Regions from separate parts of the Homo sapiens genome. Here region 1 is linked to region 2. The links are chromatin contacts, found by Hi-C or POLR2A ChIA-PET in ENCODE. All regions are on one chromosome and are shown on one strand. The core of a region is the stretch at or near the end of the contact, and the rest is flanking DNA. Distances in the headings are between cores, read along the strand shown. Region 1 overlaps SMAD3 (SMAD family member 3). Region 2 overlaps SMAD3-DT (SMAD3 divergent transcript).

Region 1 (3,591 bases), core at 878-3,377, 61 kb after region 2:
GAAGTTAATGGTCCAAGTTCACCACTCATAGAGCGTCAGCCTGTTGGGGAGACGGAGGCCCTGACGGCCATGCCAGGGTGCCCCCAACCCTTTGTTTAACCACGGCTGTGGACCAGTGGTCTCAGATGTTTACCATCGCCTGTTTATAAGAGGGAAGTGTGGTCATATTTCTATCTCTCTTGTGGGCTGCACGGTTGCCTTACTGGGGTTCATGTGGGAAGTGGTTACCGTTAGGAGGAGGATGAAATAACAGTACTCACAAAAAGGCTTTGATCCAGGGATCTTTTTAAATGTCATCTTTTGGCCACTGTGTTTTTTTATTTTTATTTTTTGCTATCTGCTTTAACTTCAACGATGAGAAAATCAAACCATATGCTGGACATCATTCTGCCCAGCTGGGCTGAGTCAGAATTGCAGTTCAAACTACTTCTGCTCTCCCTGGGTTTCGTGTGCTTTCAATGTGGGGATATCTTCCAGATCTGCAGTTCTCCAGAGCTAGGGACCCCTCAGCTCCAGCTGCTCTCTGGACAATACCTGAACATCCCTACAATATCTGAAATTGAATGTTTGCCATTTCTTCTTCTTTCTCCTCACACAACCTACTCTGATGTTCATGATTACTGGAGCCCCCAGGTTCTAAAAAGTGTTGAATTAGCAAGTGAACAAATAAAATGAGACCCAAAGAAACTGTGATCTTAGCATCCTGTTTTCTGGGTGAGGTTGAGGGTCCTTGGCCTCTCTTGCTGGTGGAGATGGGCTTTATGACTTTGGGGAAGTCAACTTGACTTCCTGGGTGTTGGTCTTCTCTTCTACAAAATGACAAGCTTGAAGGGAGAATCTGAAAGAATCTGTGTATCCGTTCTCAGATTTTCTTTTTTTTTCTTTTTTTTTTTTTTTTTTTTTTTGAGATGGAGTCTCGCTCTGTCGCCCAGGCTGGAGTGCAGTGATGCGATCTCGGCTCACTGCAAGCTCTGCCTCCGGGGTTCATGCTATTCTCCTGCCTCAGCCTCCCGAGTAGCTGGCACTACAGGCGTCTGCCACCACACCTGGCTAATTTTTTTTTTTTGTATTTTTAGTAGAGACGGGGTTTCTTTGTGTTAGCCAGGATGGTCTCCATCTCCTGACCTCGTGATCTGCCTGCCTCGGCCTCCCAAAGTGCTGGGATTACAGGCATGAGCCACCGTGCCTGGCCAGTCTCAGATTTTCATGATAGCCCTCTGAACTCTCCTTGGCTTCTTGCCTTTGGCTGTTTTCTCAATGCATATATTTTCCTGGGGGACAAATCTAAGTTTTCATCTGATGCTCTGCCTTCAGAGGGGAACCATTCCTTAATGACCTATTTAATTGTATTATCATTGTTGTTTAATTCATCACATATTTACTGAGCTTCTTTTGTTGGTGGTGGTGCCATCAGACACAGTGGTCCAGGAGCTGCAATGCGTTGCTGATGAGGATGGTCACACATAGCTCTGCCCTCATGGAGCGTCCCAGGGTGAAATGAGACCTCCCCTGAGAACCGACTCCCAGGGTAGGGGAAATCAGTCTGCAGGCAAAGAGGAATTCAAATTTAGCCTGAAGCACAGGTTTTCTGTGCTTCTAGGCACCGGCTGCATTCCAACCGTAGTGCCATAAAAATACAGGAAGGAAGGGAAACGTGTTCACAGGTTGGTTAGAGATGTGGAAACCAACAATCAGCTCTCTCTTATCCGTAAGAAACTAGAATCTACTGCTGGCTTCAGTCCCTCAGACCTGCTGCTCAACAGAGTGCCCTTTCAAACCTGGGTTAGACTCTGTGCTAATGGCTTTTTTCATGAACCTCAGACAGCCGGAAAGTATATTCTTTGAGGATTATGATCGACTAGGATGCTCGGGAATCTTTAAAGAGAAGCACTATCTTGGCTATATTTGCCCTCAGTTGTTTTAAGGCCAGTGAGGAGACTGAGCATTTCAGAGGTGAAGCATTTAGAGGATGGCCTCTGAAAGCATACGGCTCAGTAAACAACTGACCCATCCTTTGTCACCGTTTTTGTCCAGCGGCTGTCACCATAGGGGCTCCTCTGGTGTGGAGGAGAGAGAATTAGAGGCAGCAGGCCTGGGTTCTAGGTCTGCCTCATTGTGAACCAGCTTCAGGACCTTGGGTGAGTCACTTTTCTGCCCTGGCCCCTGGCTTCCTCTTCTATAAACTGAAGGTGTTGGCTTAGCAGGATTTTAAAGTTTCTTCCACCTTAAAAACTCTGATTCCTGCACTTGCATTCAAAGAAATGACTCTATTACTCATTTGAATAGTTTCAGAATCACTGTATAGTCAACTCTGGACTAGAAATGGGGGCCTGCAGTTGAGGACAGGATGGAAAGAGGTTTGGGGTTCAGGGTGGGCTGTGAGGGCTAGGATTCTTGATTCCTCATGATTTGCAATTGGTTGTTGGTGTTACCATGGAAGGTTCTCAACCATGGCTGCTTTTAAAAATTTTGATGCTCAGACCACCCCTGGAGACCAGTGAATTTCAAATTTCTACAGGCCGGCCTGGGGAAATCCATGTTTTTTAACTTTCCTAGGTGATTCCGGTATGTGGCCGGGATTGAGAATCACAGCCATAGATGCTTATGTAAAGCTGTGTTCAGTGTTACAGGCATCTGTTCTGGGTGGAAAGTGATAGTGGTTGGTCAAAAAAAAAGCGTGCACACACACACACACACACACACACACACACATACACAGAGAACAGCTCTAGGTTCTGGAAGTGTGTTGATTTGGTCACCACAAGTGCTGGTGGTGAGTAGTTGCCCTGAGGTTTGGAGTTCCAGTTCCCTCCTATCTCTGGGTCAGTGGTTTCTCAACATCTTTGAAGTAGTGAAACCATCTGTAGTTGGTTATTTCTGCTCAGAAACTCACAGTACAAAGTGGGGGGTGGTGCAGGGGGGTGGAGCTGGAATGGATTAAACAGGCCCTTACAAATGCCCACACTTTTTTCATGAAACTAAGTTAGAGGCCTTAGCCAACTCCAGCATACCTTAGTGTCAGTTCTTTGGCATTGCCCCGGTGGATTCTAGGGGCTGTGAAGGCTGTAGGGGTGTGTGTTACTCCCTGCTGCTTTGGTGAGAGAGTGTCCCTGTCTTTGGCTGAGAGCATCCTGTCCTGCCACTTCATCAGCAGTAGCATCTAAACAGCCCTTGAAGGGAATCAGTATCTACAGCCTAAGAAATCTGATGGGACACATCTCTCTGCATTAAAATATTAACAGAAAAGGTCAAACTGGGAAGGGGCAGCTAAGTTGGAATATCTCATTCAGGTAAAGGGATGGGCTTGTGGATCCTTAATTGGTGTGAAATGCGCCCTAGGAGGGGAGACTATATCAGTGCTGAAAGCCCTTGAGGGCTTTCACAGATGAAGGGGGATGGTATGAGAAGCTTTACAAATAACAAGGTTTGAGATGCAGTTGTAGACACATGCCAGATGTAGGTTGCTATTTTCTCAGCTCAATGAGGAATCTGTCAAGGCACTCTTAGAAATGGAAAATATAGTTCCTGCCCTCAGGAACTATAGTGTCACGTGATAGCAGTGAAGACCTTCTATGTCCTGGCCACACAGTG
Region 2 (3,819 bases), core at 447-2,946:
GAAGACCAGGGATGACATCAGATCAGAGGAGAAGTGGGGGTAGAGGTAGATCATGCAGGACTTCACAGGCTGCTGCAAGCCCTTTGGGTTTTTCTCCAACTGAAATGGAAAGTCACTGGAGGGTTTTATGTGGAAGAGTGACACCAAATGTTTTATGAATCACTGTTAGCTCATTTCTCAATTATATTATTACCACCATTTTAAAGGCAGGGAAACTGAGGTTCAGAAGGGTTAGGAGAGTTTCCCATAGGCACACAGCATGAGCTGCCAGAACTTCTCTCCTTTACTTATTTATTTATTTTGAGATGGAGCCTCGCTCTGCAGAGTGCAGTGGCGTGATCTCGGCTTACTGCAACCTCCGCTTCCCGGGTTCAAGCGATTCTCCTGCCTCAGCCTTCTGAGTAGCTGGGACTACAGGCGTGCGCCACCACGCCTGGCTAATATTTGCATTTTTAGTAGAGACGGGGTTTCACCATGTTGGCCAGGATAGTCTCGATCTCTTGATCTCATGATCCGCCCGCCTCGGACTCCGAAAGTGCTGGGATTACAGGGGTGAGCCACCACGCCTGGCCAACTCCTCTCCCTTCTAATCCAGGACTCTCGGTGCTCCTGCATGTGGTTTCCAAATGTTCTCAACTCTTCTCCTGCTTGCGAAGGGGAGACCAGAGCCTTGGAGCTGGGAAAGGAGCAGGCAGGGCTGACTCTTCTCGAACCTGGATTGCTGGGCACCTGTTGTCCAGCATCATTTGAGGGCATGTATGGAAAGTGCTCTGGAAATTTATCAAGTATGGCACACATGGTGAGTGTTATGAGAGACTATCAAGATGCTCTCAATGATTCCTGCTGAACTCAGGTCCCGAGTGCCCAACAGGCCTCCATTTGAGCAATGGGTTGGCCATTGCTTGTAGCTGCTATTCATCTAGGAAGGTCCCAGCACCGGCCCCTGTTTCCACCTCCCGCAGCCCTCACATGTGGATCCACTGGTTTCACCTACAGCTCCAACCTTGGCCTGGTTCACTGATCGATCAGCCTGAGGCTAGAAGCACTTACACAGCTGGAGAGCAAGTCACTCTTTCTACTGGCACCCAGCACTATGCCTGCAGCACACACGTTGTCACACACCTGTCATCCCCTTGGGCACTGGGCCTTTCCCTCCTGTGTAGCCCTCAGCTGGGTCAGCCTGGCTCCTCCTGTGGGGGCGGGGGGCTGGCCCCAGAGCTGCCCTGGCTAAGGCCACAGGGTCATACTGGAAGTGAAGAGACCAGCCTCAACAAATCCAGGAAACAGACCCAGGTAGGAGTGTGAAGGGCATGGCTGTAGTGTGGGGTGTGGAAGCCCAATTCTGGGCTTCCCAGAATTTCCCAGCAGGCTTGGGGGAGGGGTGGTGGCAGCTGGCCCAGTGGAAGGGAACCTCCATCCACCCTAGAAAGATTGTCCCACTTTCCTTATGGGTCAGCACCTCACAATGTCATCACCAGAAGGGCTTTCTTCCCCACGTGGATTACATAGCAGGTAGATGGATTTGTGCTTGCAGACACAGAGGGGCCAGAGTTTTAAAGGCCGTCAGTACCCTATGGCCCATCTCAAAGAAAAAGACAAGGATAAGCAAAATTAGAAGGAAAGAAAGAAAGACTGTAAAAGTTAAACAAAACCACCCACAAATAGCTTGAGGCAGAAAAAAGATTGTACCATATCATGGCAATCGTGGACAGTTTGGCAGCTGAGGGAAAGATGACTCATTCCCAGGCTCCGCTTGCATAATCCTCCCCAGCCCAGGCAGGAGAATGAAACTAGGAAAGTAATGCAATGACATTTAGTAGCAAAAAGGAAGCCCACACAACATTTGTGCAAGGCCATCCAAAAATAGCAGGCTCCTCCATGCTTGGGTTTTGAAACTATGCATTTTGCTTGAAATGCCTGAGTCGTGGCACATTTTTCTTGGGCCACCCACACCCTAATTCAGTTCATTTCAATTTAGCAGACATTTAATGCAGGCCTACTGTGCTCCAGGCTCTGTGCTAAGGATTTGGGAGTGGCAAATACAAGGATAGGGGAGACACTAAAAGGAAAGTGTGAAGGGAAGAATGAATGGAGTCAAACCCCACCACGAACCCTTACCAGGTCTGAACCTCAGTTTTTCTGTCTATAAAGTGGGAACAATGCCCACCTCATGAAATTGGGTGAGAGTTAAATGAGAAGAGCAAAGCCACAGGGGCTCATGAAAGGAGTCCTCAAATCTGCTCAGGGTGATCAGGAGGGCCAGCATGGAAGAAGAGGTCTTTGAAATGAGCCTTGACTCGTTTTAACTGAACCGAACTGCCAGACTGAATAGTGGCAAGTATTTCTTCTGTGCCTGCTGGGTGTCAGGCCTGGTGCCAGGTCCTGAGAATGTAAGGACAAAGGAGAGAAACCCATCATCAAGCAGTAATAATCCTAACAGTAGAAACAGTAAAAATAACACAGGGAAGCAGCTAGGCATAACGGTTGTGGGTGCTAGTTCTGAAAACAGACTCTCTGTGTACAAATCCTAGTTCTTTTACTCTCAGCTGTGTGGCTTGAGCAAGTTCTTTAACCACTCATTCTATGCTCCTGTTTCCTTTTCTATAAAATTAGTATACAAATAGCAATTCCTTATAGGATTGCTGTAAAAATTAATTGGAACAGTGCTTGCAAAGCACTTACCCTAGTGCCTGGTAAGTGGTCTGTCAGGGTAAGCTGCCACTATTTTCATTGCTACCATCACCATTATCTTCATCACCATTATCACCATCACACATCACAGAAGAGAGGGAGGTACAGAGTCCTCCAAGCAGAGGAGAACTTGGAGAGTCTGGGAATGCCAGAGGAAGGAATGGTTATTCTTGAAGTGAGTTTTGAAAGACAAGGAGAAGTTTGCCAGTAGGATTCTGGAAGAAAGAGGTATTCCAGGCCGGGGGACAATATGAGAAAAAAGCATGAATGTGCAGAAGATAAATGTTCAGGAAACAGGAAATGGCTCAGGCCGACAGCCAGGCTGAAAGGATGGCCTGACCAGGGAGAGAGAGGGCAAGCGGGAAGGGAGTGAAAGTCCTTCCTTTCCTGGCCTTTTGCACACACCCTCCTGGCACATGCCAGGCAGTTAGGAAGCCCTGGGCCTGGACATGAGCACTAGCTCTCTCACAGAGCCCCTTTCTGACCTTGGCTTCCTTCCAGGAGACGTTAAGACACAGCCTTACTGAGAATGCAGCCACGGTTACTATCACATTTATTGAGAAAACTATCCCTTATGTTACTCAGAGCTCTTTGCATACAGATGCTCAAGATAAATTCAACTTAGAATTCAGCCAGGAAAAAACATTGATAAAAATAATTTATAACTTTCATTCAGAGTTTACAACATGCCAGTCTCTAAGTGCTTTACATTATTAGCTCATTTAATTCTCACAACAACCCTATGAAGTAGGCACTATGATTGTTCCTGTTTTACAAATAGAGGAACTGAATGATAAAGAGGTTAACTCATTTGCCAAAGCAACATAGCTAGTAACTGGCAGAGCAAGGGCTCACGTTCTGGGAGTCAGGCTTTAGAGCATGTATTTTTTTTTTTTTTTTGAGACAGGGTCTTACTCTGTTGCCCAGGCTGGAGTGTAGTGGCACAATCTCAGCTCACTGTAATCTCCACCTCTCGGGTTCAAACAATCCTCCCCCTCAGCCTCCCCAGTAGCTGGGACTACAGGCACACGTCACCACGCCCAGCTAATTTTTGTATATTTTGGTAGAGGTGGTGTTTCCCCATGTTGGCAAGGCTGGTCTTGAACTCCTGACCTCAGGTGATCTGCC

Evidence for each region. A loop is a pair of places that touch in the nucleus more often than their neighbours do. ChIA-PET counts read pairs that join two places held with the same protein, here RNA polymerase II (POLR2A). Pooled maps may share reads with other maps.
Region 1: a map of CD14-positive monocyte shows a loop between it and region 2 (2.6-fold over the local background). The contact joins two enhancer-like sites. A Hi-C loop is called at or near these places in 8 of 168 maps with a recorded cell type or tissue (CD14-positive monocyte, CD8-positive, alpha-beta T cell, aorta and 4 more), 1 of 37 single-sample maps with no recorded cell type and 18 of 50 pooled maps. POLR2A ChIA-PET finds 5 or more read pairs at or near these places in 14 of 52 experiments (AG04450, BJ, CD4-positive, alpha-beta T cell and 11 more).

What each region holds. Positions count from the first base shown.
Region 1 is chr15:67,083,189-67,086,779 of GRCh38, forward strand. All of the region lies in intron 1 of SMAD3 (SMAD family member 3), which reads left to right. Among named protein-coding and RNA genes, the nearest start is that of SMAD3, 19 kb to the left of the region's middle. RefSeq lists enhancers at 1-31, 502-581. Within about 2 kb of position 2,128, at least 10 of the 41 ENCODE cell types and tissues checked have a DNase peak (open chromatin) inside an H3K27ac peak, as active enhancers do; they include CD14-positive monocyte, where a contact is called at or near this core.
Region 2 is chr15:67,022,820-67,026,638 of GRCh38, forward strand. All of the region lies in intron 2 of SMAD3-DT (SMAD3 divergent transcript), which reads right to left. Among named protein-coding and RNA genes, the nearest start is that of SMAD3-DT, 39 kb to the right of the region's middle. RefSeq lists an enhancer at 2,852-3,146. Within about 2 kb of position 1,697, at least 29 of the 41 ENCODE cell types and tissues checked have a DNase peak (open chromatin) inside an H3K27ac peak, as active enhancers do; they include CD14-positive monocyte, where a contact is called at or near this core.